Linked DNA regions of Mus musculus: region 1 is linked to region 2. Evidence: chromatin loops called from intact Hi-C (ENCODE). Cell type or tissue: heart. All regions are shown on one strand. Links, peaks and the distances in the headings refer to the core of each region. The heading gives the core; the rest is flanking DNA.

The links. Hi-C counts contacts between places; a loop is a spot of excess contacts. Peaks named below come from ENCODE experiments on the same cell type or tissue, not always from the same donor. Only the 100,000 strongest peaks of a DNase experiment are listed, where the experiment ranks them.
Region 1: it touches region 2 in a loop (5-fold over the local background); 13 of 42 quality-filtered maps call a loop at or near these places.

The regions. Positions count from the first base shown.
Region 1 is chr5:123,981,070-123,997,087 of GRCm38, reverse strand. Hip1r (huntingtin interacting protein 1 related) reads right to left here. Exons shown (of 32, transcript NM_145070.3): 2 at 7,720-7,783; 3 at 7,355-7,497; 4 at 7,095-7,151; 5 at 6,066-6,146; 6 at 5,574-5,650; 7 at 5,283-5,344; 8 at 2,230-2,370; 9 at 1,135-1,192; 10 at 974-1,049; 11 at 717-857; 12 at 507-568; 13 at 245-317; 14 at 1-157. It overlaps Mir7032 (microRNA 7032), which reads right to left and starts at 236; the gene lies at 158-236. In heart, for the core only: CTCF peaks have their summits at 722 (motif pointing right) and 4,074 (motif pointing right); DNase peaks (open chromatin) are centred at 3,567, 4,117, 4,687 and 5,567; H3K27ac peaks cover 2,053 bases.
Region 2 is chr5:123,822,621-123,838,638 of GRCm38, reverse strand. No RefSeq gene overlaps it. Among named protein-coding and RNA genes, the nearest start is that of Hcar2, 35 kb to the left of the region's middle. In heart, for the core only: a CTCF peak has its summit at 10,930; no DNase peak of the experiment used is centred there.

The DNA of each region.
Region 1 (16,018 bases), core at 664-8,663, 170 kb before region 2:
TGCGGGCGCCCTCCAGCTGCAGGGCCTTGAGCTGGGCCAGCTCGTGGCGCAGCTGCTCGTTGTCCACCAGGGCCTTCTGCTTCTGCTTGCGCTGCTCCTCCAGCTCTGCCTCCAGGCCATTCACCTGGCCCTTCAGCTGGGAGATGTACCGCTGTGCCTGCAGGGCGGTACCGAGAGGATGGACCCCTGGTTTGCCCATGTGGGGACCACCCTCTCGGGGACCACCCTGGGCCACGCCCCTCACCTCCATCTTAATCTTCTCCAGCTCAGCACGGAGGGTCTCCACCTCTCTCTTCAAGTTCTCGATTTGGAGGTCCCTGGGGACAGAGATCCTGGGCTCAAGTTCATCATCCAGAAGGTTCCTGACTGCCCAACACCGGATCTCAGATGTCACTAGCAGTGGTTCAGGGCTGGGTGTGTCATTGCTCTGGAGGTCCTACCTATGACCTTCCCAGACAGAAGGCCTTTCCTAGCCTCCCCACCCCAGCTGGCTCCTCGGGACTCACCTGTCATCCTTCATGGAGCCATTGGGGGGTCCAAAGGTCTGATCAAAGAGGTCAGCCACCACCTGCCATAGCAGAGAACATGGCGCTCTGACCTGCCGCCTACGCCCTTGAGGGACGGTAGGGGAGGCCCAGTCACCCTACACGTGCCAAGTCTTGTGTTTGAAGCCCTTCGGGATCAGACAGTGGGACAGTGGGACATGGGGACCTCACCACTGGCTCCCCAGCAGGGGGTGCACTGCTGATTTCAATTAGGTTCTCAGGCTCCTCTTCCTCTGGGGCCTCCTCGGGAATCACCACCACCGGCTTGATGTGCTCAGCCAGGGCTGAAGCCCGCAGGAAATTGGGGGGTCCCTGTAGGGAGAGTGTTTGGGAGATCCTCAGCCCCCCTCCCCCCCCAGAGCCTGCCAGGAGCCAGGGGCTGGTGGGCTGGGAGGGGGCTGCGGGGGTGGAGGCGCAGGGCTGGGCACCTCAGGCAGCCGCGGGATCTGGATGAGCCTCTTGAAGTACAGCATGTCTGAAGCTCGGCGGAAGAAGTTTTTGAGGCTGCAGGTGGCAAGGGGAGACAGGTCACAGGGGAGCCATCAGCCCTCTTGCCCACCATGCTATAGCATCGTTCCCTGGCTGGTACCTGTGAAACTGCTCGTGGAACCGATCCCTGTGGCCTTGCAGGGTGTCTGCCGGGAGACCTGAGGGAAGACACAAGTGACCAGGACTTCCTCTCTGCACGCCGCTCTGAGGCTGCTTTCCCTCCCTGACCCACTGGAGAGTAGAGGGGTGACTGTGGCCTGGCCAGTCCACCCTAACTGGGAAGGGAGATGAGGCCCCATGAGGTCACCTCACCTCTGATGGGAGCCAGACAAGGTGGCACCGAGCAGACAGAGAGATTGTCAGGGCCAAAACTGCCTCCCCAGCACCTGGCTCTGGAGTGGGGCTCTAGGACTGTGGAAGTCGCCCTGAGCCAGCACATGTGACCTGAGGACCTTTTCCAAACACTGGTGACAGCCTTTTCCCTACTGCGCCCCAGAAAACACGTGACCCAGGGAGGGGCCACGGTCCTCCCCTACAGTAGGTGTGCAGAAAGCCATGAAAACAAACAGCTCCACACACGAAGTCTCTGCTTTGGAAAATGGCCATTCCCCCCCCTATCCCCAAACACATTATTGGTGTTTTGTTCTTTTGTTTTTGTTTTTTTGGAGACAGGGTTTCTCTGTATAGCTCTGGCTGTCATGGAACTCACTCAGTAGACCAGGCTGGCCTCACACGAAGTCTCTGCTTTGGAAAATGGCCATTCCACAAACCCCCCCCCCCCCCATGAAACACATTATTAGTAGACCAGGTTGGCCTCGAACTCAGAAATCTGCCTGCCTCTGCTTCCTAAGTGCTGGGATTACAGGCGTGCGCCACCACCGCCTGGCTCACATTTATTGGTGTTAACGGGGAAGGGTTTATTGGTTCTCTTTCTAAACTAGTACTCTCTCAGTCCTCTCTCTCAGTCGTCGTCGTCGTCTTTCTTCGTCTTTCTTCGTCTTCTCCTCCTCCTCTTCCTCTTCTCCTCTCTCTCTCTCTCTCTCTCTCTCTCTCTCTCTCTCTCTCTCTCTCTCTCTCTCTCTCATCTCTCCCTCCCTCCCTCCCTCCCTCCCTCCCTCCCTCCCTCCCAGGCCTCCTTCCCTCTCAGCACAGGAGGACATAGGGCCTCCCGTCCCCACCAGGGCTGCACACTCACAGGAGTGCAGCTTAAACATGAGCTTCACTGTGTAGTGGTACAGGTGGCTGCAGTCCTGAATGACCTGGATGAGCGGCGCTAGGCGACACTGGCCAGAAGACATCTGGGACACTGCGATGGCCGTGTTGAGCTGCCGGAAAACTGAGAAAAGGGCGCAGGTGGAAGCCAGCATGAGCAGATGTGGCTGGAGGCCAGCTTGTGGGCAGCCCCACCCAGGTCCACTTTAGTGGCAGCTCAGACACTAGGGCCCTGGAGTGGGTGAGTGGCCCTCCACTGTGCTGTCAAAACCATGGTGGAGGTTTAGTAATGGCTGGGATTCTAATCTGGGCCTTCAACAGCATCCTCTAGGCTGGGACTAGTGTCCTGTGCCCCCTGGAACAAGGTCAAGGTGGACAGTAAGGCTGGGCTATGCTCTCAATAAGCTCTAGTTAGGGAGGGTTTTCTAGAACCCTCGGCCAGGGTGAGTTGGGGACAGGCGCTGAAGGACAGGAATGCCCGCTCCACATTCCAGGGCCGCAAACTTACACTGTACCTCAGAGACGGAACAAGCTTAGGGCCCCAGAGAGGTGGCTCAGTGCGCACCACCAAATCTGATGGCCTATACGTCACATGGAGAGGGACAGACCCCTTTAAGTTACCCTCTGACCTCTACACATGTGCCATGGCACAGGCATGTACACACACACACACTAAATTAAAATGTAGCCCATCTATTTTAAAATACTGTCACTCCAACTAAGCATGTTAGTGCAAACCTATAATCTGCTCAGAAAACTGAGGCAGGAGGATTGAGCTCAAGGCCAAACTTCTGAAAAGCAAGACCTTGTCTCAAAAACAACAAAAGAGGCCGGAGAGGTGGCTTAGGGGCTACTGTGCTGGCTACTCTTCCTGAAGACCTAGGTTCTATTTCCCAACACACACACACACACACACACACACACACACACACACACACCCTCACAACTAATCCATAACTCTGGTGCCAGAGGGTTTGATGCCCTCTTCTGGCTTCTACAGGTACCAGGCATAGACATGGTACACAGATGTACATGCAGGCCAAACACCATACGGGTTTGGTTTTTGGTTTTCGTAAAAAGACTGTCACTGTAATAGCCCATCGTGTAGCTGTGGAGACTGGCTAGTGTCTGTTCCAGGTCACAGCCTTGAACACAGGCTCTGTGAGCCCCAAATGACCTGATGCCTCCTCACTTGTCCTGGAGACCCTGACAATCAGGCCTTGTATCAGAACTCCAGAGAAAGAGGGACAGACAAAGGACAAACACGAGGCTGCCTCCCCTGGCCAGCATCTTCTCTGGGGCAGAGAGGGGAATGACAAAGAGCGGGGCAGTGAGCCAGGCCGGGAGAGCAGCCAGGCCCCATGTGGGGCAGATCTGAGTGGTGCCAGAAGCCCTCAGCCCCTTGGTCTGGCCATGCCTGGGGGGGGGGGGGGAGGAGCTGTCTGCAAGGATGGAAGCCACACTAGGGTTTTGTTTCTTTGTTTGGTTTTGGCTTTTTTTTATCTTGGGGTGTGTGTGTGTGTGTAAACTCTGGTTTTGTTCTGTGCCCTTCCTTTCTCCCTTCCTCTGCCCCTCCCTCCTCCCCAGAGTGTCGCCCACCCACCCACCCCCACATGCTAGGCAAGCACTTCATTATTTAGGTGCCACCCTGGCTAATCGAGACCAGATTGGTCTCAAACTCAGATATATGATTGATTTTTTTCTCTTAAGCACCAGGATTAAGGGCATGTGCCACCAAACTCGGACCTCTTATTTAAAGTTTTCTTTCCTTTATTTTCTATGTATAGGTGTTTTGCCTGTGCACCACATGCCTGCAATGCCCTCAAAGGCCAGAAGAGGGCATCAGATCCCCTAGAACTGGACAGTTAGGACCAGCCACAGGGCCAGGGCGCTCTCCAGCCCTTCTCACTTTTGAGACTGGGTCTCAGTAAGCTCCCCAGGTTGACCTTGAACTTACTCTAGCTCAAGCAGGCCTCAAATTCACGATTCTCCTGCCTCAGCCTTCTGAGGCACATCGCTCTTAACAGCCTTGCACTCCCATTGAAGGCAGTGTGTTACAGCGGGCTTTCTACTGAGGTAGACCTGCAGGGGTTTCTATCTTCTGTCACCTACGTGTGCCCACTCTCTATAAGTCACCAAGGATAGGGGCCTGCAGGTCCTTCCCCCTGGGCCTCCTCCTAGGTCAAGAGCAGCTAGGGTGGGACACAAGGGCTACGGCTTGAATCTCACGGCCTGTGTGCTCTGAGGAGCTCGGGCTTCCCCTTTCTGCCAGGACTCAATTCCTGGTGGCCTGGGTCCAGCTGCACTACTGGGCCACACCCCTGGTGACCTGCCGTTTTGTCCTACTCCTGGACAGGCTCCACGCTGGCCTCTCACCCTCCAGAGCCACAGGCCCAGACCCAGCGTACAGAGTGGCTGTCCTGCCTCTTCCCAATTCCCTGTTTTTCCTTAAAAAGGCGTGTGCCTTGGGCTTCATCATAGCCAACAGTGAGTCACAGCAGTTATTTTGAAGGTACAGCCCAGAACAATCACCTCCCAGGCGGGCGGGGAGGGTGAGCCCTCAGAGATTTCCTGTCCAACAGCTGCCAGTTCTTTGGCTGAACAGTCTGACAGGACCGTGAGGCATTTCAGAACACACAGTAGGAAATGTTAGCCATGTTTTCTCTCCTGGAGAGTAGTGCGGTGCCGAGGCCAGGCAGGAGCCTAGAGGGTCCTCCATGGGGCACACCCCACCCTCCACACCCAGGGGCCCATAGTGGCCTTCATGTGCCATGTCTTGGACACACGTAGGGTCTCGAGGAAGGGAAGTCTCTGCTTGTGCTCTGGAGGTACCATGAGGCCCCCTTCTGTCTTGGAGGGAGAGGGACCCCAAGGAAGAGGTGCACGTAAGACCTGGGTTACTGTGGGTGCTCTATCAGAAGAATCACTCGCCCAGTGTCAGTGGGGCCCAGGTTTCACCCCAACAGCAGGAAAGACAAGTGAAAATCCAGCCTGCCCACCAGTGCCTTCACAGCCTGGCATGAGTGACTTGCTCACCTGACTCAGAAAGCTTCAGTTCACAGTCCATGTAGTCAAACATCTCCACGGTAAGCTGAAAACTAGGAGAAAAGACGGGGATGCAAAGGGCAGCAGGGCACACCCACACAATCCCCGAGACCCCTTAGGAACAGGAAGCAAACTCCATCAGGCAGAAACATGGAGTACCTGATAAACCCCTTCACCCATAGCCTGGCCCCCTGGGGGTCATGACCTTCAGCCCTGTGGCCTCACTTGACATGGTCCCCAGTGGGCAGGCACTTGGGGGAAACTGAGGCTACACAGACTCACATGTTGTTGACATCAGTTCCCGCCGCCTTCTCCAACACCTCATCTGTTACCTCCAGGCCTGCAGGAAACTGGGGATGCTGCAGAAACAGCCCCCACGCAGCCTCATTGAGCAGCCACACACGGGTCCCATCCCTGCTCCTGACAGCTCCCATGAGAAGGGGAGTCGCCAGGGAGGTTTCTCAATCCCCTCATTCTGTGATCCCAGCTTCTCTGGTTAAGCCAAAGGGGCCGACAGAAATCCTGGGGCTGAGGCAGGGGCAGCCTGACCAGGACTGACGGGCAAGGCCACTGGAGCACACACAGGCTGGCATCTGCATTGGATCTATGCAAACATGGAGACAGCCCGATGATCTCCTGCCAGTCTTCCTAGCCTCCACAGCAAGTGGACAGAGCATGGATGGACAGGTGCCATCCAACCCCCTCTATGCCCCAGGATGTCACAGAGAGAAGAGCCTCCCAGTCCCATAGTCCATGATTGCTCAGGGAGACTACCTTAAGGTGGAAGGAGATCTTAGTCAGCAACAGTTTGGTATAGATATTCACCAGGTGTCCATACTGGTCACGAAGGTGGCCCTGTGGGGATGGGAGCCCTGTGTGAGGTCACTGTCAAGAACACACCTAGGAATCCCAAGGATTGAGCATGTGCCCAGACAGGAAGAAAAGAGGTAGCAAGAGAAGCAGGCCTTTCTTCCACAAATCAGTCACTCACTCGCTCAACAAACATTTCCTGCTAGTCTTCACCAATCTCATTACTCTGTCTCTAGCTTCCCCTCCTTAACCTCATTCCTTGTCACTCTTGCCAGAGAAAGTCTTGTGAGAGGCAAAGAGAGCACTTTGTCGGGGCAACAGGCCAGTTCTGAGCAGGGCACTTTACTAAAGAGCTGGTGGCATCCAGGGGAGGTGCATTCTGGTCTGCACACAGCTTCCTTGCTCCCTCTTGCAAAAAACACCATGGTGTGTGGCCACGCCAGCAGGGCCCGTGTCTGCAGCAGGCACTGTGACGAATGCCATTTTCCTTACATCAAAGGACACGCATAAAGCACAGAGGCTCTGGACAGGCAACGCTGTCCCTCTGGGTCTGCTCTTGGAGATCCATTCAGCTGAGTGCCCCAGGAGAGCTTTGGGAAGGAGGCCTGAGGCCTCTGACTTCTGAGGACCTTAGAGGGAATCCAGACACGGGCTCCCCAGGGGTCTGACTACCGACTCTGAGAACTGCCAGGCAAACGCATGGAAAATTCAAGGCTATATGTGACATGCCTTCTAAAGCTTCTGGTTAAAGTCTAGGGGATCCTGGGAGTCCCGATCTTCACAGAGGCATGGGGTTGCCACCTGTTCCAAGTCAAGAAGACTAATGGGCTTGCTTTATGGAGCTGTCGGCCAATCCGCCTGCCCCAGGCCCCAACTTCACACTGACTGGTGCTCAGCCTCCACAGTAACCCCAAGGACAAAAGGAAAGAGAATCCCCGCCCAGATGCGGCCCTCAGCTTGGCCACGTTGCCTGAACACTGTCCCCACACCTACCCACAAGTCACCGATCTCACGTATGTTGCTCCGGTACCGCTGATAGTCATGCAGGACCTGCAACCAGAGAAGGGAGGGGAGGACACAGAACCTGAGCCGTCCCTCCCAGCACTGGGCAGGGTGTCCAGCCCCCAGCCCAGGAGGACAGACACATGTCAGAGCAGCACACTTCCATGGGATACAGTGGATGATGTCAGCTGGTGGCATGGCGGCGGCGCTTGCCTGAGCCTGTGGGACCAAGGGCTGTGCTCACTACTCACGTTGGGGTGTCCGTCCCGGAGGACCTTGTGAAGGACGTGACAGAACTTCCAGCTGAGGATGGAGCTGCTGGACAGCGGCAGGCCGATGGCATAGGACCAGAAGGTAAAGGCTCCCTTCTCATGATGCGTGCCCAGGATGATACCTTAGAGGGTCAAGGCCAAGTGGAGGACAGACTGACGTGGGGGCAGTTAGGGGTTCTGCAGACAGCCCCTCCCACTGGGCGCTGGCACTTTCTGCAGTTCCCCATGTTCTCTGCGAGTCCTGGGGCCATGCTCTCCCAACTCCCACACCCTGGGCCAGGGCCGTGCTCAGCCCACAGTCTCCTGAGAGCTAGCTCCCTACGACGCAAGGGGCACAAGGATACGCCGGGCATGCTTCTCCTTCACTGGGGCCTCCTGGCTGTTGATGGCTTTGCTGATACTGATGGCCTGTGAGAGACACAGAGGAAGGGTTAGATCCCCGTCTGTCCGCAGCCGTATGGAACACACAACCCAAAGGAAGACGGGTCACCTAGTCTGGTGGAAGACGAGTTTGGGGGCAAGAAAGAACACATTTTCCCTGATCCACGCTCTGAGGAAACTTCTCTTCCATGACCTGTAGCTGGTACCAATGTCACGGTGACCGAGAGCCCCAGGCTCAGGGAGGCAGGGAGGCAAGCTGAGCTGTGGCTCAGAAAGGCATATCTGATCTACCTCACATTGTTCTCCTTGAAAAGGTACCCAGACTCCAGGAAGAGTGGCTAAGGGCACGGCCCAACACAGCATTCTCTGCCCATGCTCGCACCAGGGAGAAGGGTAGACATCTGCCCTTTGGCCCAACTGGGCTCCTCAGCCTCAGTATCACCCCCCTTCCTGTCCGGCAGAGCCCACAGCACAGAGGTTAGCTGACATTCCAGCCAGGACCAGGCAGAAACCAGGCGCTAGCACTGGCCACACTTCCATAGGCACCTGCTCATGCCACTGAGGACAACTGTGGGCCCTGAGGATGGGGGAAGGGCAAAGGAGAGCCTGCGTGGAGCCAGGACACTGTCACCTGAGAAGGAAGAAACCTCACACTTGACTAAACCATGCCATAGTCTTGAAGGGACTCTCACCTCCACTGGACACATATTTTTTTTAAGATTTATTTATTTTACATATATGACAGGTATACTGTAGCTGTCTTCAGACACACCAGAGGGTATCAGATCCCATTACAAATGGTTGTGAGCCACCACGTGGTTGCTGGGAATTGAACTCACGACCTCTGAGTGCTCTTAACCACTGAGCCATCTCTCCAGCCCACTGGACACATCTTATTTCCCCAGCTCAATGCCTTCCAGTCCAGCTCCATGGGCAGGAAGTCAGGCCACACAGAGAGCACTATCCGTCACCCACTCCTCTAAGGCTACACTAGCAGGGACAGGGGCGGGAGGTCAGATGAGCCTTCACAGGTCGCTAGTGTTTATGAACTGGAGTGAGCTCCCCAGGCCCCAGACAGGAGGGTGGAGTGGACTGACAGGCACAGATCCAGAGGCCAGGACATGCAACCGACACGAGTGTGCTCACCCAGGTGAGCCAAGGACCTACACTGGGCGTGCTACCTAGGGACACAGCCAACAGGCCAGCAAGTGCCGGGCAGTGTGATAGCTTCGCTTTTGCTCCATCTCCCAGAGGCCACCATGCACTCCCGCTGCAGCATCGGACCAGAGGCCACCATGCACTCCCGCTGCAGCATCGGACCAGAGGCCACCATGCACCCCCGCTGCAGCATCTCCCAGAGGCCACCATGCACTCCCGCTGCAGCATCTCCCAGAGGCCACCATGCACTCCCGCTGCAGCATCGGACCAGAGGCCACCATGCACCCCCGCTGCAGCAATGGAGCAGTAAGGCCCTGCATGTCGGGGCAGTGGGTTCCCAACAGCAGATGCTCAGCACATGCTCAATAGGCTGGCTCAGTTTTCCTAGAAGAGTAGCAGGCCTGGTGGGGCAGAGTCCCTTTCTGATAAGATGCACTAATCTGGGTCTGTCAGGGCTGGGCATGGGCTGCTCCTGAGCTGGACCCTGCTCCCCAACAGCCTAGAGAGGCCCACTGACCCCCATTCACATACAGAGCCCACTAGGGTCCTGAAAGAACACAGGCAAGCTCTGCCTTCCTTCCTAAGTACACAAAGCCTCAGGCAACCAACCACCTGTTTGTGTGCCGAGCCTGCTTTCTTCCCATGGCCCCCTCCAGGTCCCATTTTCCACACAAGCACAGGGCCGCCACCCAGCAGCTGTGGGGAGACTGCCACTCTGCACGCCCAGGGTATCACCTCGACTGAGGGGATACTTGGCACAACAGTGGCCAAGAGGGACAGCCACAGAATGCCACCCATCTCCTAGAGGCGTCTGGGAGATGGTTACTATGCTGTTTCCTTATTTCTTAGAGGAAAGTTCAGAGAGATTCTGTGTCTTGTGTACATTGGTAATAAAGGCAGAGTCAGGTCTGTTGGACTCCATGCTGTGTTCTTACAGTGACTGGGACACAGCTTCCTGGTACAGCTTTCCCCTGGAAGGGATCAAGTGGTAAGTGGGCTGGGCCACGCTCACAGCAAGGAGCGTCCCACCTCTGGGCTGTGGAGCCACAGCCTACACTTCCTGACATCTGAGCTGCTCTCATGATGAAGGCCACCTGCCCTAAAAGATTCCTGGCAAACAGGGAGGAGAAGGAGCCACCCATGAAGCAGCCCATGGGGCAGCCCACAGAGCACAGGTGACAGGACCTGGGAGGGGCTGAGATCCTTGGAAGTAGTGAGTCTGGGAATGGGCAGGCAGGAAGTCTCCCTCTGAGGAAAAGGTTACCAAGAGCCCATGATGAGACCCAAGCCTCCCTAGCCTGCAGCAAAGCCTCTACTTCTCTTCACCTTAAAACAGAACAAACAAACCAACAACATCATCAACACACGGAGACTGGAGAGATGGCTCATGGGTTAAGAGCATTGTCTGCACTTCTAAAGATCTCAAATCCCATGCCCAGCGTCCACGTCAGGAGGCTCACAACCACCTGTAACCCCAGCTCCTCTGGCCTCTGTGGGCACCTGCCGTCCCGTGTACAGACACGTGCACATAATTAAAAGTGGCAGGGGTCTCTCAGCCACCTGAGCCAGCAGAGCAATAACCCAAGGAGCGAGAAGGTTCAACACAACTCAATAGCGGGTGTCGACTCAAACTTTGAGAGTGTGGCCCCAGAAAATCTCTTCACATTAATTTGTGCTCATGTGTGTAGAAGTCCAAGAACAATTTGAGGAGCCATCCTCTCCTTCTACTCTCCAAGTCCCAGGACCATTACCTTAGCAGCTGAGCCATCTCAATAACCCTCAACTGGAGGTTTAAGCCACACACACACACACACACACACACACACACACACACACACTCACACGCACACTCACACACACACACACACTCTCTCCATGAGGCTTAGTTCAAACTCACTGTATGGCTGAGGCTGAACTTGAACTCCTGGTTCAAGAGCTGAGATCACAAGTGTGCATTACCACGCCCGTGAGAGCCCCCCCTTTCTCAAAACCCCGACGTGTAACACACTCAACCCTCCCCATCCTCACCTGAGCCACAAAGACCACCAGGCCCCTCACCCCTTGCTGTTGTGTTAGGTAGGATCTCTCTACTTGGTTCTGTCTGTTCTCAGACTTACTATATATAGAGACCAGGTTGGCTTTGAAAACCGAGGTCTCCCTGTCCCTGCTTCCCACGTGCTGGGATTAAAGGGGTGAGATACACAGTTGGCTGTCCCTGGCCCTCTTTAAATCTGGTTTACGATTCTCCAAATGTCCCCCTGGTAGCGTTACTTCATCACTTCACGGCATGTCGCTGGCATGTGCAGGAGTCCTGCCTGTGTGTGTGGCTGCTGCCCCAGCCTTAGGGTGCAGCAGTAAGGTCACAAGGACAGAGGAATGCAGCCCGGGAGGGAACGTGGCAGGGGCTTCTGTGGAGGGCCTGGGTGCCACCCATCCCTGAGCTGGCCACAAGGGACAGGACCGTGTCAGCTAGCCATCCTATGCAGGCGCAGGCTGGCTCCCGGGAACACAGGCCCGTTGTGTGCAGGGTGGGCAGATGTGTGGGGTGGCCAGCACCACACAAGGAGGCCCAGTGCTCGCTCACACAGTAAGCGTCTGTGGGTACTCCTGGCCCCTGCTCATCCTCCCAGACAGGACAGCAGGCAGGGGTGGCACCCACCCACCTCTCCTGGGCTTCTCTGTGAATTGTCCTCAGGAGGTGGCTGTGGGTCACATCTGAGCAGAGTGGAGTTATGAACGCTTCAGAACCTCCCTGTGTGTGGAATGTCTGGCAGACCCTACGACACAGCTCTGAGACTAGAGTGTGACATGGTCTGACCTCAGTGACACTTGTGTTTCTGAAACTATGTCACCCCCACACTCACATAGCAGGTGGGAAGCCACACAGTGAAGGGGGAGGTAGAGGGAATCCCAGCCCTGAAAACAGCCTCCCACCAACCTGGTACATCAAGAGTGGACTCAGCGGCCCTCAGGCAAACCAAGAGCTGGAGAAACCTCAGAACACTAAAGGATGGGGGTGTCTGGGTGCTTATCATACCCTAAATCCTGTCTGACTCCCCAGGAAGCCAAGAAGAGTAATTTCCATACAATTGAGAGGTGCAGAACAGTGTCTTTTTTTTTTTTTCCCCCTTTGAGAAAGGGTCCCACATGCAGCCCTGGCTGGTCACTGTATAGAGCAGGCTAGCTTTAAACTCAGAGATTCACCTTCTCTGCCTCTCAAGTGCTGAGATTAAAGGCATGTACCACCATGCTTGGCCCAGTGTCCCTACTTCTTCATAAATCAGGAAAGTCCCTCTCAGTCTGCAATGGGACAATCCAGGAGGCAATAGGGCAAGTGCAGTTACAGGTTGCACGGCAACTGTGAGACGCCTGGAAACCGCTAGGCACCTACAGGAAGTCAGCAGACATAACAGAGCGTGGGCAGGTGAACATTCATGGATATGGACCACCAAAAAAGGCAGTAAGTCCACACCCATGCCCCAGGAGCCGCCAGTCTATGAGAGGACAGTGTCAGCACCAGGAGGGGCTGACCTTCAGAGGGGCAGAGGCTGAGAGGAAGCACAGAGCTGCCACACAGAGCCATGGAATGACAATACATACAAGTAGGAGATAGAATCCTGACACCTGCCAGGCTCGAAAAGCCCGTAGCGTTGTTCCATAGGGTCAGCGGCCAGGTCCCAGTGACATAATGGTCCCATCAGTTTTACTGAGTTCATCCTTGTGCCAAGTGCTTGACCAGGGAGTCTCATCAGGTCTTCAGGAGGAGCCCCAAGAATTCTTAAAAGACCCTGATGCTTCAGGAGTTGGCCAGTGTCATAAAAACAAAACATGCCAAGTGTGTCACTTAAACAGGCCCGCCCTAAGCATCCAATATCACAACAGGACCCTCCTGTGGCTGTGACTCTCACAGAGAACAGCAGTGTGGAGAAGCAGAAAGACTGCCCATGGTACCACAGGTACAAGGGGTTGGCAGGACTCATTCCTAGCCAGCGAGCATCATCTGAGGCGCCCCAGAGCCATCTTCCCAACCCAACTGCGGCTCCTCTGTATCTCCGTGTACTGATGTCAGTACCATCCTGAGCCCTCTTCTGCTGGGCCGCAGGTGCTGCTGCTGTGTCCTGCCTGAGGCCTTAAGAGTTGATGGGACATGGCTACATGCACAACTGGCCTCTTAGTACCTTCACTCTGTGTGCTCCTCCTACAGAAACAGGACTCTCTAACTGAGTACCCCTCACTTACTGGGAGACACTGCTTTAGAAACTTCCCATGCCCAGACTTTAGCTTCCCCAAGTATGAAGCAGAAAACTCCGGGGCCTCCTAGAAAGCAAAGACTCAGCAGCTCAGGCTTGGCTGATGTATGGAAAAGCCCCTGTCTAGCATGCACGAGGTCTTGGGCTCCATCCCCAGCAAAAGGAAGGGAAACCAAATCAATACAGAGCCAGTGTCAAATGCATCTTTGTGATCCTCCCTCAGCTGCCTCCTGGTCCTTATATGTGGGGCCGTGAAAGTGAAAGGCAGCCTGTTTTGGTTGAATGAGGTTTGCTCCTGTGACCCAGTAGAAAACTCTACAAGGGACGGAACAGTGAGCCACGTTTCCAGACACAGGTGCCTGACACCACAGAGCTCCCAACTCCATAATTCTGTGACTATCAGTCACGCAGACAATGTCCCAAGCTTTTGGCATTCTAGCTAGACTCCACCCCCACATTTTCCTGACTATAGCCAGGTATGCTCCTCCCCACAGTTGGCAACAGCAAGATAGCCCAGCTCACTATAAAAGGGGCTGCTTGGCCCCCCTCGCTCTCTTTAAGCTCTCACCTTTCTTACTCTCTTCTCTAGCCCTCCTTCTCTCTCTCCTTTTCCCCTTTCTCCACATGGCCATGACCAGCCTCTTTCTTTCTACCTTCTTTCCCCCTTTCTACAATAAAGCTCTAAAACCATAGATGTCTCTGTTCATCAAGCCCTGCCGTGCTTGAATGATGGGATAGGCTTTCCCCTAAAGAGCCTCATCTAACCTCCCGCTGGAAGCCCTTCCCGTGCTCTAGCCATGGACGGGACCAAGGATTCTCGCCCACGTGGGAACCACCCAGCACCCCCTCTCTCCCTGCCCTCTCCTCCTTTCAGCCCTGGGGGGCTGACCGAGCCACCCCCAGGGGCCCCCATTTTGTTCTCAGCTTTTTTGCAGTGTCCAGCTGTGTCTGGGATGCCCGAGACTGAGAACCTGTTATCTCTGGCCTCCATGAGGCCCAGACACCTATGACGGCCCCTTGTCCTCCCCCACGGGCTGGGTCTGTAGCTTCCTACAGCCAGACACCCACCCAGGACGTGTGGAAAGCATGCAACAGTCCTCCCGTGTCTGCCTGCCCAGAGCACCAGAACTGTGGCGGGACGCGGGTTTTCTCCCACTCCCTTTATTTCCCCATGCCCACTACCCCGCATCTGGTAGCAGAGGATGGTTGCACCATCCATGAGAGATGGAACCAGCTAAAGAATTCACTCCACACACAGAGACCTCTCTCCCTGCCCTCTCCTCCCTTCGGTCCTGGGGATGACCAAGCTGCCCCCAGGGCCCCCACTTTGCTCTCAGCTCTTCCGAAGTGTCCAACTATATCTGGGATGCCCGAGACTGAGAATCTGTTATCTCTTACTTCCATGAGGCCCAGAGACTGCCTCGAATCTGGTAGCAGAGCCAGACCTCTGCTCACAGCTCTGAGCCTCTGGGTGGCCTGCCTACAGCTACCCTGACTAGAGCAGCTACCTCCGGATATAGGACATCTTGGAATTTTTTTTTTTTTGAGACAGAATCTGGCTATGACTGGCCTAGAACTCACAGAAATCCACCAGCGTCTACCTCCCAGTACAGGGATTAAAGGTATGTGCCTCCTGTGCCTGGCTGTGTCCTGTTTAAGTTCATGTATAGCATTTGTCATCTGACAGTGCTAGTTTATCACTTACTCTGTCTCCAACTCCTTGAACACAAAGGCACCCCACTCCCCATTCATGAGTTTCATACTCAGTAGATTTGACCAAATGCCAATTAAAATATTCAAGGAGAAAAGTCTGCATTTGGACCGCCCACAGGTAGGCGTTGTCTTCCTCGTTAGTCCATAAGCAGCAGAGGATAGCAGTTCATGTGTAAGTCATGTACACTGTACTGAGTACATGGTTTAAATCATGTGAGTAGCTGTGCATAAACCATGTGTAAATACCATTTACACAAGGGACTTGAACATCCATGGATTCTGGTTTGTTTGTTTGTTTGTTTGTTTTGAGATAGGGTCTCACTGGGTAGCCCTGGCTAGCCAAGAGCTCACAGAGATTTGCCTCCTGTGTGTTAGTATTAAAGGTGTATACCACCACATCCTTGGATCATAGTATTTTCAGAGGTCCTGGACCCAACTCCCTACACAATGAGGAATGGCCATACATCTTTCCCTCTGTGGCATTTCCAGAACAGTCAATAAATCTTTACTGGACACATGTGAGAGGGACCTCTTGAGCATAAGAGCGCTTTTAGACACAGGCACTGGTAACTTCAAGGCGGTGTCTTTCTTCCGCTAATTACTAAGCCACTAGAAGTATTTATTAAGGGAGCTATAAAATAATTTCTATTTTTAAAATCATCCCTGAAGTGAATCAACTTAAGCCTCCTTGTGTGGTTATCACGAGGCTGTACAGCAGCAGTTGGCAGCGACAGACAGGTTCCTCCAAGAGCCCAGGCTCAGAGCCGTTGGCAGGGCGGTGAGTTATTTTGCTCTGTGATTCCAAAGACTGGCTTGGAGGACAGAGTGCTCTCATTCAAACACTTTTGCTACCTCAAAGGCCATTGATGACCACAAACACAGGAGTTCTGTAGCCGAGGAGGCTAAGATGGGGCCATATGCAAAGCAGCGCAGAGGCCCAAGGCAGAATCATTTCAGCAGACAGGAAGTCAGCAACCGACTGGCCCTGGCCCATTCAACTGCATCCCCCTTCATTCGAATCTCCTGTCCCTTCACTCCTGACCTCTGCATCATTCCACCACTGAGGAAATGCAAGCATTAGTCTGTGACAATCTACACCTTAAGGACAGCGTGAAAACCCTGGGGAGAGAACCTGTCCTAT
Region 2 (16,018 bases), core at 7,653-15,652:
GGGAGGGTAAAAAGGAGGGAGAGGAAGAGTGAGACAAAGAGAGAAGGAGAGAGGAAGAGAAGAAGGGACAGAAAGAGGCTCAAGAGGACCCAGGTCCCATCATCTTTCTGGTTATCTCCAGCCAGGATCCAGGAAGCTCCTGACCAACACAGCATCCTTCCACAGGCATTTACAGCTTTAATTCTGCAGAGCAACACATCTGTCTGCATGTGGAATTTTCCACCCGAAAATTCCCTTCTCTGACCCTAGAGAGCCCCAAGCCCCCTTCACCCGGGTGCTCTGCCCTCCCGAGGCCTCTCCCCTTCGCTGTTCTGACGAAAGGGAGATCTGTAGAGTTCCTGTCTCCTCGAAGATTTTCATGTCCCCTCAGCCAATCCCGATGATTTAGCTACTCCTTTATAAAAGGTTTTCAAGTTGTGGGAAAGTAACCGTGATGGAGATGCATCAAGATTGCTCCCTCTGAGGGGTGTGTGTGTGTGTGTGTGTGTGTGTGTGTGTGTGAGCTCGCGTGCTCGCCTGTGGAGGTCAGAAGAGGGCACCGACCGGCACTGGATCCCCTGGAACTACACTTACAGGCAGCTGGGAGCTGCTGGACACTGGGAACTGAACTCTGGTTCCCTAGAACAGTGGTTCTCAACTTTCCTAATGCTGCGGGAGACCCTTCAATACAGTTCCTCATGTTGTGGCGACTCCCAAGCAGAACATTATTTTGCTGCTGCTTCATAACTGTAATTTTGCTACTGTTATGAATCGTCGTCTAAATATCTGATATGTGGTTCCCCCCCCCCCGGGGGGTCGAGACCCACAGGCTGAGAACCCCTGCTCTAGAGGGAAGCCAGCTGGAAGCCACCTTTCCAGCTCTGCTCTAAGAACTTAGGGAAAGGAATTAAGTTTCTATCTGTCTGCATCTGGGGCTCTCTCTCTTTTTAATTCTCTCTCTGCAGTATTTGTGAGAATTTCTGTGTTCAGTGTGTCCTGTCCATGCGGAGGTGAGCTGTTTATTTAGTCCTGAACGGCCTGGAATGCAAGCTATTTCCAAAACAATGGGGGAGAGTAAAAATAAGAGGAAACAAAACCACGGAACCCTGTTGACTTGGAGACAGCTGCTGGAATCAGGACACCAGGGAAAGGCCAGGAGCTGGGCAGATGGATGTGAGTTGGGAGCCTGGAGACAGTTCCCTGGGAGTGACCTAGGTGGAGAAAAATACAGGACTCTTCCTTAGACCTGTCCTGCGGCTGGATGTGGTGGTGTATAGCTGTAGTCTCAGCATTCGTGAGGGTGACGGCAACATGGGCTATACAGTGAACAACAAAATCCTGCTTCAACACACACACACACACACACCTGGAGCTGGGAGGAAAACAGCTGGGGGAATAGTGCTGGCCTTGAATATGGGAAATGTAGTTGGATCCCCAGTGTCCTATAAAGTGGGTGTGCTAGCATAGGCCTGTGGTCCTAGGAGAAGGCAGAGGCAGGGGGATCAGCAATTCAAGGCTTTTCTCATCTACATAGTGAGTTACAGGCCAGGCGGGGCTACATGGGACCCTATATCAAAATGAAAAACAAAACAACAACAGCAACAACTCTACAACAACCCCCAAGACAAAAACAAAACAAAAACAAACAACAACAACAACAAAAAAAACCCAAAACCAAAAAACTGATAGGACTGGACAGTTGCTCAGCAGTCAAGAGCCCCCTGGCTGCTCTTTAGAGCATCCGGGGTTGTTTCCCACCATCCATGATGCTGATTCACAAGCGTCAATATCCCCGGTTCTGATGCCCTTTCCTGACTCCCTTGGGACTAGAATCCAGGACCTTGTGACTGGCTCACTGAGCAATACCACAAACCCTCACCCACTCCTGTGGACTATGTAGGGTTTCTGTAGATTCAACAGGATCATGAAAATCAGGTCCAAGGGGGTTGCCATATAAATTCTACTAAGCAATGGCTGGCTACTCAGGAGGCTAAGGAAGGAAGATTGGAAGATCAAGGCTTGTGTGGGCTGCAGAGTGAATTCAAAGCCAGTATGGGCTACTTAATGAGAGCCTGTTTTAACATAAAAAAAAAAGTATGAAAAAAAAGAAAAGAAAGATAAAGGATATATTTGAGTAGCAGAGTATTTATTTGTCTAGCATGATAATACTCCATAACTGAAAAATATTAAGAGGTGACTGGCTGCTCTTCCAGAGGACACAGGTTCAATCCCCAGCACCCACATGGTGGCCCACAAACCTCATTAATTCCAGCTCCAGGGGTATCTATCGCCCTTTTATGGCCTTCATGGGTACTGCAAACATGTATGTAGAATCCTGATACTCAGGCAAAACATCTGTACACATAATAAAAATCTTTAAAATAAATTAAGCATTGGAGAGAAAGCACAGTAGTTAAGAGCACTGGCTGCTCTTCCATGGTCTGCTGGGACCCTAAGAACCAGCCTGATGTGGAATTGGATCTTTGCACATGTAATTAAATATTGGGATGAGATCACAGACAGGTGGACCCTCGTTTGATGACACTGTTCTTGTAAGAGAAAGAAGAGACTAGAGAGATGACTCAGAGATTAAGAGCACTGGCTGCTCTTCCAGAGGTTCTGAGTTCAATTTCCAGTACCCACATGGTGGCTCACAACCATCTATAGTGAGATCTGGTCCCCTCTTCTGGTGTGCAGGCATACATGCAAGGAGAACATTATATATACAATAAGGAGAGAGGGGGGGGAGAGAGAGAGAGAGAGAGGGGGGGGGGGGAGAAGGAGGAGGAGGAGGAGAAGGAGGAGGAGGAGGAAAAGAAGAAGAAGAAGAAGAAGAAGAAGAAGAAGAAGAAGAAGAAGAAGAAGAAGAAGAAGAAGAAGAAGACAGAGATGCACAGGGAGGAGGCCATGATGACAGAGGCAGAAATGGGGTGTCACAGCCCCAAACTGAGGAGAGCACTAATGAGAAAGGAGGAGGGGGGGAGGAGGAGGGGTAGGAGGAGGAAGAGGAGGAGGAGGAGGAGGAAGAACAACATCCTCAGACCTCAGACTTCTCTGTGTGTGCTGGTGTGCATGTGCTTACGTGTGTGAGAGACAGCATGTGTGTGCAAGTGTGTGCAGGACAGCACCTGACACTGGGTGTCTCTCATTTCTTGTTACCTATTTTTTTATGTATCCATTTAACTCTCTTTCTGTGTGTGTGTGTGTGTGTGTGTGTGTCTATGTGTCTGCGTGTTATGCACACTACAACACAAGTGTGGAACTCAGAGGACAATTTGCAGGAATCAGTTCTCTTCTTCCACCAGGGATCCAACTCAGGTGCTCAGGTTTGGGGCCAGGCATCTTTATCTTCTGTGCCATCTTCATTGGCTCTGCTTTGCTCTTAGTGTGAGTGTGTGTGTGAGTGAGTGTGTGTGTGTGAGTGTGTGTGTGTGTGTGTGTGCAGGCACCCATATACCACAGCACACATATGGAGATCAGATCAGAAGAAAACTTTTGGGAGCCAGTTCTCTCCTTCCACCATGGGTTCTGGAGACAGAACTCAGGCCATCAGGTTACACAGCACGTGCTCTATGTACTGAGCTGTCCCACTGACCCCTCACTGCTCTCCAGGCCAGAGTGACTGGCAAGCAGGTTCAAGGGATTGGCCTCCCTCCACCTCCCCAGGGCTGGGATCATGGCCTTTGAACCACTGAGCCTGGCTTTTTAGTGTGAGCGCTAGGGATTGAAACTCAGGCCCTCCTGCTTACGTGGCAAACACTTTATCAACTAAACCATGTTTCCAGCTCCAGACTCATTCTTTTAGGACTTAACTGGAGGGTGCCACATCCTGCAGAAACCAAGAGCCTGGATTTGGGAAATGGGATGTATTAGTCACTTGGAGATGCTCTAATCGAGTGACTAAGAAAAAACAACTTAAGGGGGCAAAGATTTAGTCTAAGTTAGAGTTACTATTGCTGTGACATGACTAAAGCAAATTGGAGAGGGAAGGTGTTTTTTGTTTGTTTGTTTATTGCTTACACTTCCACATCACTGTTTATCATCAAAGGAATTCAGGGCAGGAACCTGGAGCAGGTACTGATGCAGAGGCCAAGGAGGGGTGCTGCTTACTGGCTTGCTCCCCGTGGCTTGCTTGGCCTGCTCTCTTAGAGAACCCAGGACCACCCACCCAGAGGTGGCGCCTCCCAGAATGGGCTGCTCCCTCAACCCCTAATGAAGAAAATGCCCTACAGGCTTGCCCACAGCCTGAGCTTGTAAAGGGATTTTTTTCAACTCGGTTTCCCTCCTATCAGGTGACTCTAGCTTGTGTCAAATCGACAGAAAATTAGCCAACACTGATTTACGTTGGCTTAGGGTTTCAGAGGGATTTGAGTCCATTATATTGGGAAGGCATAACGGTGCATGCTCACGATAGTGAGGCATATAGCAGCATATCAAGGCTGACCAGGAAAGCCAAGAAAGCCCGCTAGGTAAGCTTTCAAACGTTGGTCCCTACTGACCAGGCCCCATTCCCAACATTCCCCAACCTTCAAAATATCTCCACTAGGGCTGGTGAGATGGCTCAGTGGGTAAGAGCACCCGACTGCTCTTCCGAAGGTCCGCAGTTCAAATCCCAGCAACCACATGGTGGCTCACAACCATCCAAGATCTGACTCCCTCTTCTGGAGTGTCTGAAGGCAGCTACAGTGTACTTACATATAAATAAATAAATAAATAATCTTTAAAAAAAATATCTCCACTAGGCCGGGAGCCTGAAGGTTCAAACCGTACCCTTTGTTCTCCAGAAGTGAGAGAGAACAAACTCCTGTTGTTTTTCTTTGTTTTGTTTTTCGGTTTTTCTGAGACAGGGTTTCTCTGTGTAGCCCTGACTGTCCTAAAACTCCTCGGTAGACCAGGCTGGCTTTCAACTCAGAAATCCGCCTGCCTCTGCCTCCCGAGTGCTGGGATTAAAGGTGTATGTTACCACAGCTATACTTCTGGGTTCTGTCTTTAGAACAGAAACAAGACAGATGACACCTCTGTAAACACCAACAGCAAAGCCCCCAAAACTCACAACCATGACATTCTTCTTTTTCACTTTCTGTCTTGTCTTTTCTTTTTTGAGGCAGGGAGTATTAGTTACTTTTTGCTGCTGCAATAAAATACCATGAGTATAGGGGGCTGATACTGGGATGTAATGTGAATAAATAAATAAATAAATAAACCACCACGCTTAAAGCAACTTACAAAAGAAAGTTCATTGTAACTTATAGTTCCAGAAGAATAAGGATTTATCATGTAAGGAAGGCATAGGGCAGGCGCCAGGTATGGTGCCATGTGACAGGCATGGTGACAGGTGGCAGTCATGGTGGCACATGACAGACATGTTGGTAGGTGGCAGGCATGGTAGCACATGATAGCTATGTTGGTAGCCATTTTGGCGTGCATGACTGAGAAAGCAACCCTTCAATGGCAAACGTAGAGTTGGAATCAGCCCACTGAAGTAGGGCAGACCTATAAACACTCACAGCCAGCCTCAGTGAAGTCAGCCCTGAACTCACAGAGACCCACCTGCCTCTGCCTCCCAGGTGCCGGGACTAAAGGCCTGTGTCACCCTGTGCCTGGCCTCTTTTTCATTATCTTACAACCTTTAACATACACATTCTTATTTTATCCTATCAGGTACACTCCCCGTTCCCTGCAGGGCTATGAGTGAAACATAAATCAGAAAAATGACACCATGACCCTCGACTTAGACACAAGAAAATAGCTTCCTAAGAAAAAGGCCTTCTACTAAGAGACTACACTGCAGAACTCTTTTGTTATTGGCAATGCTGGGGACCGAACCCCTGGCCTCATGCATGCTATGCAAACAGGCTACCACTGAGACACAGCAGCCCAGGGCGCACAGTTTGTATCTTTTTACATAGTAAATTTATAACCATAGAATGGTCATTAGTATATAACTGATGGCCACGGGGCACTAAAACAGAGGAAGACACCCCACTGTACCAGTTCCTGGGGTTTGATGATGCAACTTTTCCTAGACATATGGCTCCCGTATGACCACGACACCAAGGGTAGGCACGTGACATCATGGGACCAAAAGTAGTCAGGGCGATTTTGTAAATTGCCACTTCTCTTTTTCTGAGGTATAAAATATAGTATGTGCTGTGCATTATGCAACCATTTTTGGACTTAAAATGTTAATGAAGCCTAGATATAGGGACACTGGCAAAAATTAGCCAACAAGCCTTGTTTTTGAAGCAATACCACTTCCTTCTCTTTCCTCCCTGCGTCATCTCTTCCAATACAGAGGATGCACTGTTGCTTCAGACGTGATGAAAGCCCTCATTAGCTCTACAATTTTTTAGATTACATTTATTTACTTACTTTGTGTGTGTGTACGTGTGTGCACGCACACATGCGCTCCTGTGCACATTTTATGACTCACACACGGGGGTCCGAGGACAATTTGCGGGAGTCGGTTATCTCCTACCACGTGGGTCTCAGCGTTTGAACTCGGGTTGTCAGTCTGAGCTCTGTTATCTGCTGAGCATCTCAGCAGCCCAAGAGATTTTAAATCTAAGCTTAAACACAAGGGGTCAGACAAAGAGAGGCACCAGGAAGAAAAAAGCTTGGGTGTGGCTTCTGAAAGGGACAGTCATAGAGAATAGGACATACCCAAGTGTGTGTAGCAGCTTCTCATGTGAGGGTGCCTGATCTCAAATCTTGACAGGTTACTAAACTCTCATAAACTCCTGCTTGGACTATCAGTGTCTTGTGTCAGTGAGGCAAATCTCTGTGGGCTTTCAAATAGGCTGACTCTCTTACTCAAACAATCCACCACGGGGCTGGAGAGATGGTGGCTCAGTGGCTAGGGACATCTGTTGCTTTTGTAGAGGACCTGGCTTCTATTCCAACCACCACACGCGCTTACATCCCTAAATAAAGTTTCGGAGCTGGGAGAACGGAGCCGCTAAATGAGCAGACTGAAGTCTCCCGCCACAGCGATGCTGATTCAGGTCCCCAGACAGTTTACACTCGGAGGTTAAAGAGAAACCACAGGAGTAAAGTCCTCATGAGTTCAAGCTGTGTACAATCACAAGGACAAACCACAAATGGCAAACACGTTTTTTCCACATCGGCATAGAAAGGATAGTTTAAATGTTTAATTGAACTTGGTGGTGATGACACCTGCCCTTAATGCAAGCACTCTGGAGGCAGAGGCAGGCAGGTCTCTGTGAGTTCCAAGGCCAGCCTGACCTACAGAGTGAGCTCCAGGACAGCTGGGGCTATACAGAGAAAAACTGAAAAACAAAACAAAACAAATAAAAATTCAATGGAATAGCATCAGCAAGCAATAAAAAATAATTTGAAGTAAGCTCATTCCTATCTGCTACATCTGGGAGAGGCACAAAAATGCATTTCAAGAAAACTTCCATTTGGAAGACAGCGAAGCCATAAACCTCTTGTTTTCTCTCACGCACTCAGAATTCTCCCTGGACAACTCCAGTCTTGGATGGTGTCCCAACACAATGCCTTCTTCTGGCCTCTACAGGCACCAGGCACGGATATGGTATACAAACATACACGCAGGCACAACACCTGTACATATAAAATGTTTTCCAAAAAATTTTTTTTAAAATATCCATCAAAAACTATGTAAACAGAGTTGGGGAGATCTTAGCCTTTAAGAGTGCAAATTGCTCTTACAGACGACCCAAGTTCAGTCCCCAGCCCTCATGGTTGGTTCTCACAACCTAGCGATCTGACGCCCTCTCCTCTCTATGGGCATTTGCACACACTCACATAAATACACATACATGTCCATAAATGAAAAGTAATGGACTGGAGAGATGGCCTCAGGGGTTAAGAGGGCTTGCGGTTCTTACTGAAGACCTGGGTTCAGTTCCCAGAATCCTCAATTTTTAAAAAAATATTTATTTATTTATTTTATGTATACGAGTACACTGTAGCTGTTGTGAAGGTGTGAGCCTTTATGTGGTTGTTGGGAATTGAATTTTTAAGACCTCTGCTTGCTTCCACCGGCCCCACTCGCTCCAGTCAATCCCTGCTAGCTCTGGTCAGCCTCAGCTCGCTCAGTCTCTGCTCACTCCAGCCCAAAGATTTATTTATTATTATACATAAGTACACTGTAGCTGTCTTCAGACACTCCAGAAGAGGGCAACAGATTTTTGTTATGGATGGTTGTGAGCCACCATGTGGCTGCTGGGATTTGAACTCAGGACCTTCGGAAGAGCAGTCGGTGCTCTTACCCTCTGAGTCTCACCAGCCCCGGACTTTATTTTTTATTTTTTGGTTTTTTGGTTTTTCGAGACAAGGTTTCTCTGTATAGCCCTGGCTGTCCTGGAACTCACTTTGTAGACCAGTCTGGCCTTGAACTCAGAAACCCGCCTGCCTCTGCCTCCCAAGTGCTGGGATTAAAGGCATGCGCCACCACACCCGGCTCAGATTTCATTTTTTATCAGGTCATGCTTTCTGTCACCAGGGGAGAAAGAACACTCCATCAACTGATGCTCCATTTCTAGCGGTCAAGGGATTAAAACGTTAGCAGCGTCACTCTGATTGACATGTAGAAGGGTACGTGTAAGTCTCAAAAACTCATCCTGTTCCCTGGAAGTTAGTCAGTGCTAACTAACTTCCCACTTTCTGTCCCTTGTCATGTGTCCTTGTGACTATGAAACATATAAGGACTCATTTTTTTTTTTCAAGACAGTGTGTTTCTCTGTATAGCCCTGGCTGTCCTGGAACTCACTCTGTAGACCAGGCTGGCCTCGAAATCAGAAATCTCCCTGCCTCTGCCTTGTGAGTGCTCGGATTAAAGGCGTGTGCCACCACTGCCCGGCATAAGCACTCATTTTATTCTGAGATTGAGTAGCCAAAAATAATTAATAATTTCAGTAATTTCGTAAGTAAAGGAGCGTTAACTGGTTTGATCTTGTTCAGGCAATCACAGCTTCTGTGAGTTTGGAACTGCAGCAGTCCTGACTGGTCTGGAAGATGCTGTTCTGCTCCGGGCTTCCCGCCCTATAGCTCTTACCATCTTTCCATCCCTCCCACCCCATCTATAATGGTTCCTGAGCCTTTTGAGTTAACAAAGAAACTAATGGGGCCTAAGAGGTGTGCAAGTCTATCCATATAGGTACAAATATAGAGGGCAGATTGATACCGTATCCATTTAGTCGAATAATATTAATAGGTTCTGTGATGGTTTGTATATGCTTGGCCCACAGAGTAGAACTATGAGGACGTGTGGCCTTCTTGGAGTGGGTGTGGACTTCTTGAAGGAGGTGTGGCCTTGTTTGAGGCAGTATGTCACTGTGGCATTCTGATTTGAGATTCTCCTCCTAGCTGCCTGAGGGCAATTTGCTCCTGGCTTCCTTTGGATGAAGATGTAGAGAACTCTCAGCGCCATACCTGCCTGGAGGAGACTGTGGTGTTTCCTGCTATGATGATAATCGACTGAACCTCTGCACCTGTAAGCCAGCCCCACTTAAGTGTTGTTCTCTTTTTATGTGTTGCCTTGGTCATGGCGTCTGCTCACAGCAGTAAAACCCTAACTGAGACAGACAGGTTCACTCCTGATGTTGGTCGTGGGTCCCTGGTCAGAAACTCAGTACCAGGTATGCATTTTCTCTTGCAATTCAGGCCTTAAATCTAAGAATAAGGTGATTGGTTGGTTGCCCCCCATGACAATTGTGGGACTCTAATGACCCAGGTCATTAGAGTAGCCCATGGTGTCCATAGCTGGGTAAAATTACTCATGACATCTCCTGCATAACTCGGACCTTTATGGCACCTTCTAGTTCTACAAAAAGTCACCAGCAGGAAGGAAGTGTCCTATTTAGCACCAGCCTGATTTCTCCATGTCCTGCAGCCAGAGTGTATGGTGTCTTTAGCAATAGTGTTTTACCATCAAACTCTGGTGGACAACCAACAGCGGTGGCGATAGCCTGTGGTATTTTGGGGGGTAGGGGGGTCTCTGAACTATTTGGAGTTTTAAAAGAATAAGTGAATTCTTTTTATTCTTGACGACAAAAGTGGAAAAAAAAACTGACCATTTATAAGGTGTGCCTTTATGTTATTTATATACTGTTATTTAGAGTTTTAAAATATATTTTGTGTGTGTATGAGCGTGCGCACACACGTGAGATTGCACACGTGTGAGATCGTGCACACCTGCGTGCGTGCACGCATACCATAGGATAATGAGGAGGTCAGAGGACCTTTCCTTCCAGCAATGTGGGCCCTGAGGATTGAGCTCAGGCTCACAGGCTCACAGGGAAGAGCATTTAGTCACTGAGCCACCCTGCTGGCTTTAATTTGGGTTTCCTGAAATCGAGTCTCACAGTGCGGTCTCGGCTTGTCTGAAACTTGCTATGTAGTTCCCTGTTGGCCTTCAGTTCAGATCCTTCTGCCTCTGTCATCGAATGCTAGGATTCCAGGTATGCACCGTCACCTTCATTTTATTTATTTATTTACTTATTATTTTTGTAGTAGCTCTATGAAACAAGAGGCTTTCTGCAGGTCACCTTCCTGGGAAGTTCCCAGTTCCAGTTTGAACAGATGCTGGTGTCCCAGAGCTGGCACCATGGGATTTATGCTCAGTGAAATGCCCTGAGGCAGGCAGTGACAGGGTCCAGCTTAGGTTACAATGTCCACAGGAAATAGCAGAGCCGTGACTGTATAGGATACACATGGGATCGCAAGAACAACCACATATAATCAAGTTATAATTAACACAGCAATAAAGCACAAGGAACCGTGTGTCTTGAGTTCTCAAACAAGACTTCCCTGGCAAACCTTCCATCCTATCAGAATTCGGTTCTGCCCAGGGGAACCGGAGCGCAGACTGGGAACCAGCAGATTGGGAACCAGCTCCTACTGGTTGGGCTTCAGATTCAGCAAAGCTGGCAGCCAATTGCCATTTGTGAAGTTCTAGTGCCACCCTGTGATCCCTTGTAGGGCTTGTGTGTTTGTAACCAAGTACACAACAGCACACTTGTGGTTTCTGCCTTATGATTGGTGGGAACGCAATCACAGATACCTAAATATAAATTTTAAAATGAAATTCATCCATTTATTTAAGAGGAGGAGTATGTGTGGAGGGCAGAGGTCAGCTTGCAGAGGTTGGTTCTCTCTTCCCAGACCTGGGGGCGCCAACTCAGGTCAGTAGGCTTGTTGGTAAGTGTTCTCATCACCCTGTGTGTGTGTGTGTGTGTGTGTGTGTGTGTGTGTATCCACACAAACCTCAAAGTTCACTTCCTGATCCTCCTGTCTCCACTGCCCAAGTGCTGGGATTATAGGCCGGACCAACAAGCCCAGTTTCTGAATTCTGCAAGGCTGGGATTGAACGCAGCGCTCCGCACAGACTAGCAAGTACTTTAGCAGTTGTGCCACATCCCAGCCAGATCACCAATATTCCAGAAGTAGAAATGTGAATAATGAGGCACTATTTTCACCTACGAGATCAAGACAGTTCTTGGAGAGGAGATTGATTGCTCAGTGTTGGAGACAATATAGCAAAGACATTTCCCACCTTTGCTAGCAGGCAAGGACATTAAGACCTTTTGAAATGCATATATGTAGTTCAGTAATATGCAGTATGGTTGGGGAGCATCCAGTAAGCATCTCTTCTCTGGGAAGAGAGAACCAACCTCTGTTTCTGGGGATGTATCTTAAAAAAAACATAGTGTGCATGTGTGTGTGTGTGTGCATGTGTGTGTGCGTGTATGTGCATGTGTGTGTGTGTGCATGTGTGTGTAGGGTACAGGTGTGTTGGGACACATGTGTGGACAAATCATGTAAGCCTTAGGAATTAATTTCAGGTAACTCACATTTTGTAACAAGCACCGGCCCTGGGAATGTAGCCTATGGCAATGATTCTAAATATGGAAATTTGTAAAAAGCACATTAGTAAGAGCTAGAAAGAGGCCTCTTGCTTTCAGAGGATCAGAGATATACTCCAAACACCCACATAAGGCAGCTTTCAACTGCTTGTGATTCCGTCTTCAGGGGATTTGACACACATATCTGTGGGCACAGGCACACACACATAATTAAATATAAATATTTTTGGAGGAAGCAGTTAAGACAGGGTCTCAGTATACAGTGTTGGATGGCACAGAAGTCACAGAGATCTGCCTGCCTCTGCCACCTGAGTGTCGGGATTAAAGGACTGCACTACCATGCCAGGCTAGCATTTAAAAAACAAAACAGGAGTATTCTGCTAGCAGCCTTCAGATGAAGATGTACAACTCTCAGCTCCTCCTGTACCATGCCTGCCTGGATGCTGCCATGTTCCCACCTTGATGATACTAGACTGAACCTTGGAACCTGTAAGCCAGCCCCAATTAAATTATTTTATATATATTATATATATATATGATATATATATTTATATATATATATAATGATTTAATTTAAGCATGTGTGTGTGTGCATGCACGCATGTGGGTGCAAATGTTATATATATATCAGGACAGAACACTATTAGTGCAGTCTAAATAGTTGGGCACAGTGGGGCATGTGGGTAAATTCAGGTCTTAGGAGTACAGGTAAAATGAACAGAAGCTCACTATCATTTGTTACATAGCAAGTTGAGGTCAGCTTACACTAATGAGACTGTATCTCATCCTCCATCTAACTGTGGAGTGGACACTCAGTAGTGGAGAATACAGGAATACTGGGGATGTGTTACATGGAGGACAATATCCTACATCACTTTTCCTCCCAGCCCACGGAGGAGATATGTTATCCTACATTATGGATATGAGCGTGTACTCAGGAATCCTGAACAAACCAGTCTAGCTAATATACCTATATCTAGTTGGAAGCATCTGCGTCACCTGAGCGTGCCTGGCTCTCAAGCCTGTGGTCTCTTTACAGTACCAGTGACAGAACAGGCAACCATTGAAAACAACACTTTGAACTGTGCACAGCGGTGCATGCCTGTAACCCCAACACTTGAGACTTTTACAGATCATGCCTGGAAACCATAGGAAGGTCGAGACCTTTCCTGCAAATAAGAAAGACTAAAATCTTGTATTTTTCAAAGGCTTACAGTGTGTCAGGTACATTAGTGAATGCCTTCAATCCTAGTACTTAGTAGCCATAGGTAGGTGGTTCTCCGAGTTCCAGGCTATCCTAGAGAAACTATCTCCAAAACAACGGTTTATAGTAGGGGTTTGGGAGATGGCCCAGCAGTTAAGAGCATGTACAGACTCAATTCTCAGAAGCCACATGGCTCACAACCACTTTTGACTCCAGTTCCAGAGGATCCAACACTCTTCTCTGGCTTCCAAGAACAGTTGCACCCACATGTGTGCATGCACACACACACATGCTTAAATTAAATCATAAAAAAAAATGCTTGATTGCTATTTTTTCTCTGGTGAAATATATATATAAACACACGATATGAAATATATATATATATATTATCTTAATTTGCTGCTGTTATATTGGTTTCTGCTGCTTTGACTCTGCTCGCTCACTCCAGGGCTAAATTCCTCTGCATTGCTGAGCATGTACGAAATGCACTATTCTCATTTCTTTGGTTACCATTGACTGACTACGTCTTGAAAAAATGTTTCCTTATGCAAAATAAAAGCATCAGCTGGGTCTGGTGATGCACACCTATAACCCTGGATGCAGGAGGAAGATGGACTCCAGGCCAACCTGGGGTATATAATAACACATCTCCAGGCTAACAGTCATAGCTCATGGTATATATAATTTCAGCAGGTAGAAGGCAGAGACAAGAGAATTCCTTGGACTTTCAGATCAGCCAGGGCTAAAACCAAATGTGCATTTTTTTTTTTTCTTCTTTGAGACAGGGTTTCTCTGTGTATCCCTGGCTATCCTGGAACTCTGTAGACCAGGCTGGTCTTGGATGCACAAAGATCTGCCTGCCTCTGCTAGGATTAAAAGTGTGTACCACCATAGCCCTGCTACATGAACATTTCTCACAGGAAGTTGATACTAACACTGAACATAGAGAAACATTTCTCTCAGAGCAGCCAGATTCTCTTGTAGCCTTCCAGACAGCATCACTCACAGATTTTCAGGTTTACTAACATGTGACAGAATGCTGTATACAGTCAGATATTTTGTTGGGGTGCTGCTATGCTTCTGTGGGTGCCTGGACAATCACAGACATCTTGCTTGGCTGCAGGGAGTATACTTCTGTTGGAACTTTCCCCAGCAGTGCTCATTGATGTTTGTAAAGAAAACCAGGGCCACATAGCAAGATGCCACCAATAAATGTGTAGTGGACAGCGATCTGAGGTCCTTGGCCAGCTATATTTCTCTGGTTCTGTCTCATGTGTAGAGCTTATAGTTGGACTTAGAGGAACAGCACAGAGTATGTGTATCCTGTTTCCCAGAACTTGCATTCCACCTGACTTTTGTTTTTTTAGGTAAATTTAGAGGGTAAAAAAATACAACCTGGAGACAAAACAGAAATTGATTCCAAATCCTGGAACATGCTAGATAGGAACTCTCATTACAGGGCTATGTTCTTGGAGGCATAACACACACACACACACTTAAAATATCCTTCTGCTTCTATCTCCCAGATATTTGGACTAAGGGCATGAGCCCCATGCTCAGCTAAAAACAATGCTCATCTTACTTTCTAGATAGCCTCATGTATCCTAGAACTCCTAACTAATGTAGTCACAGATGAGCCTGAATTTCTCTCCTATCCTGTGGGTCCTGGGGGTTAAAGTCAGGTCACCAGGTTTGGTGGCAGCTGCCTTTATCTGCTTAGCAAACTCACCAGCTCTGTCCTAATGTTTTAAAAAGTAACTTTACCATGGGTATGGGAGGCAGAGGCAGGAAAGTTGAAGCCATATTGAGTTACACAGCCAGGTAACGTGACTAAAGACAAGAAAAAAAAAAAAAGTCCATTTTTTAAAAATAGCTTTACTGGCCAGGTTTGGTGGGGTGCCGCCTTCATTCCCAGCATTTCGGAGACAGAGGCAAGTGGATCTTTGTATGATTGCAACACGGTCTAAACAATGAGTTCCTGGCAACCAGGGCTACACAGCAACACTCTCACCAGCCCACTGTTATATAACTCTTTAAGGTTATTTTTCTGAATACATTTTTCAGATACTTTTAAGAAGTCTTTTATTTATCCTGAAAGTCATCACTATGTTGCTTTGAATCACAGACCTCAGATCCCCAGAGGGGACAGCCACTTCAGGAATGACTCTGGGCACTGGTCCACGTGTAAGTGGGTAGCAACCCACATGCAAGCAGTTGCATCTTGAAAAGGATGACAGGCGCTGGAGACACCATAGGGCCAGAATGGACAAGTGCATATCATATCATATCATATCATATCATAGGCAGTCTCCTATGTCAGGAAGCTTGACCCCAACCTCTAGATAGCCAGGCATCTATATGGACACCACCTTCCCAGGCAGTGGTACAGACCCTCATCTGGAAGTGCTCAATCGCTGAGCCGTCTCTCCAGCCCATGCCTGGCACTCCTTTTGCTCCTTTAACACCTTGTAGGAAATCCCTGGCATTCAACCCTTTTCCTGCCTAGCACATCGTTGTCTTCCATCTTTGTATGGCAATTGATTGTGGTGAGAATTCCGGTGTCTGTTGTGTGAATGTGTTTTTGTTTTAATCCCAGGTGTGGGGGTGCAAGTGCTTCACAGCAGGTGATTATGATGTGCCTCACGCACTAGCAGGGGCGTGATCTTTGCCAGCTGCAGATGGTTGCTGTTGCTGTGGTTTGCCGAGGGGTAATGAGCAAAGAGAAACCATGGCAACATAGATTGGACTTGCCCCAAGGAACTCAACGCCCCTAATCAGCAGACGTAGTCTAAAGAGGTCTTTGCCCCATTTCCCCTCTAACCTTCCTTCCTACCTAGTGTTGGGGGTTGGAAGGTATCAGGGTGGAATGAAGGTTGGAAAGGAGGGTGAGAGGTATAAGAACATAATAAAAATAGCTCAACAAATAGCGCTGACAACCGCATGCGCATGTTCCTGTGTGTGTGTGCGCACAAAGACTTGTATG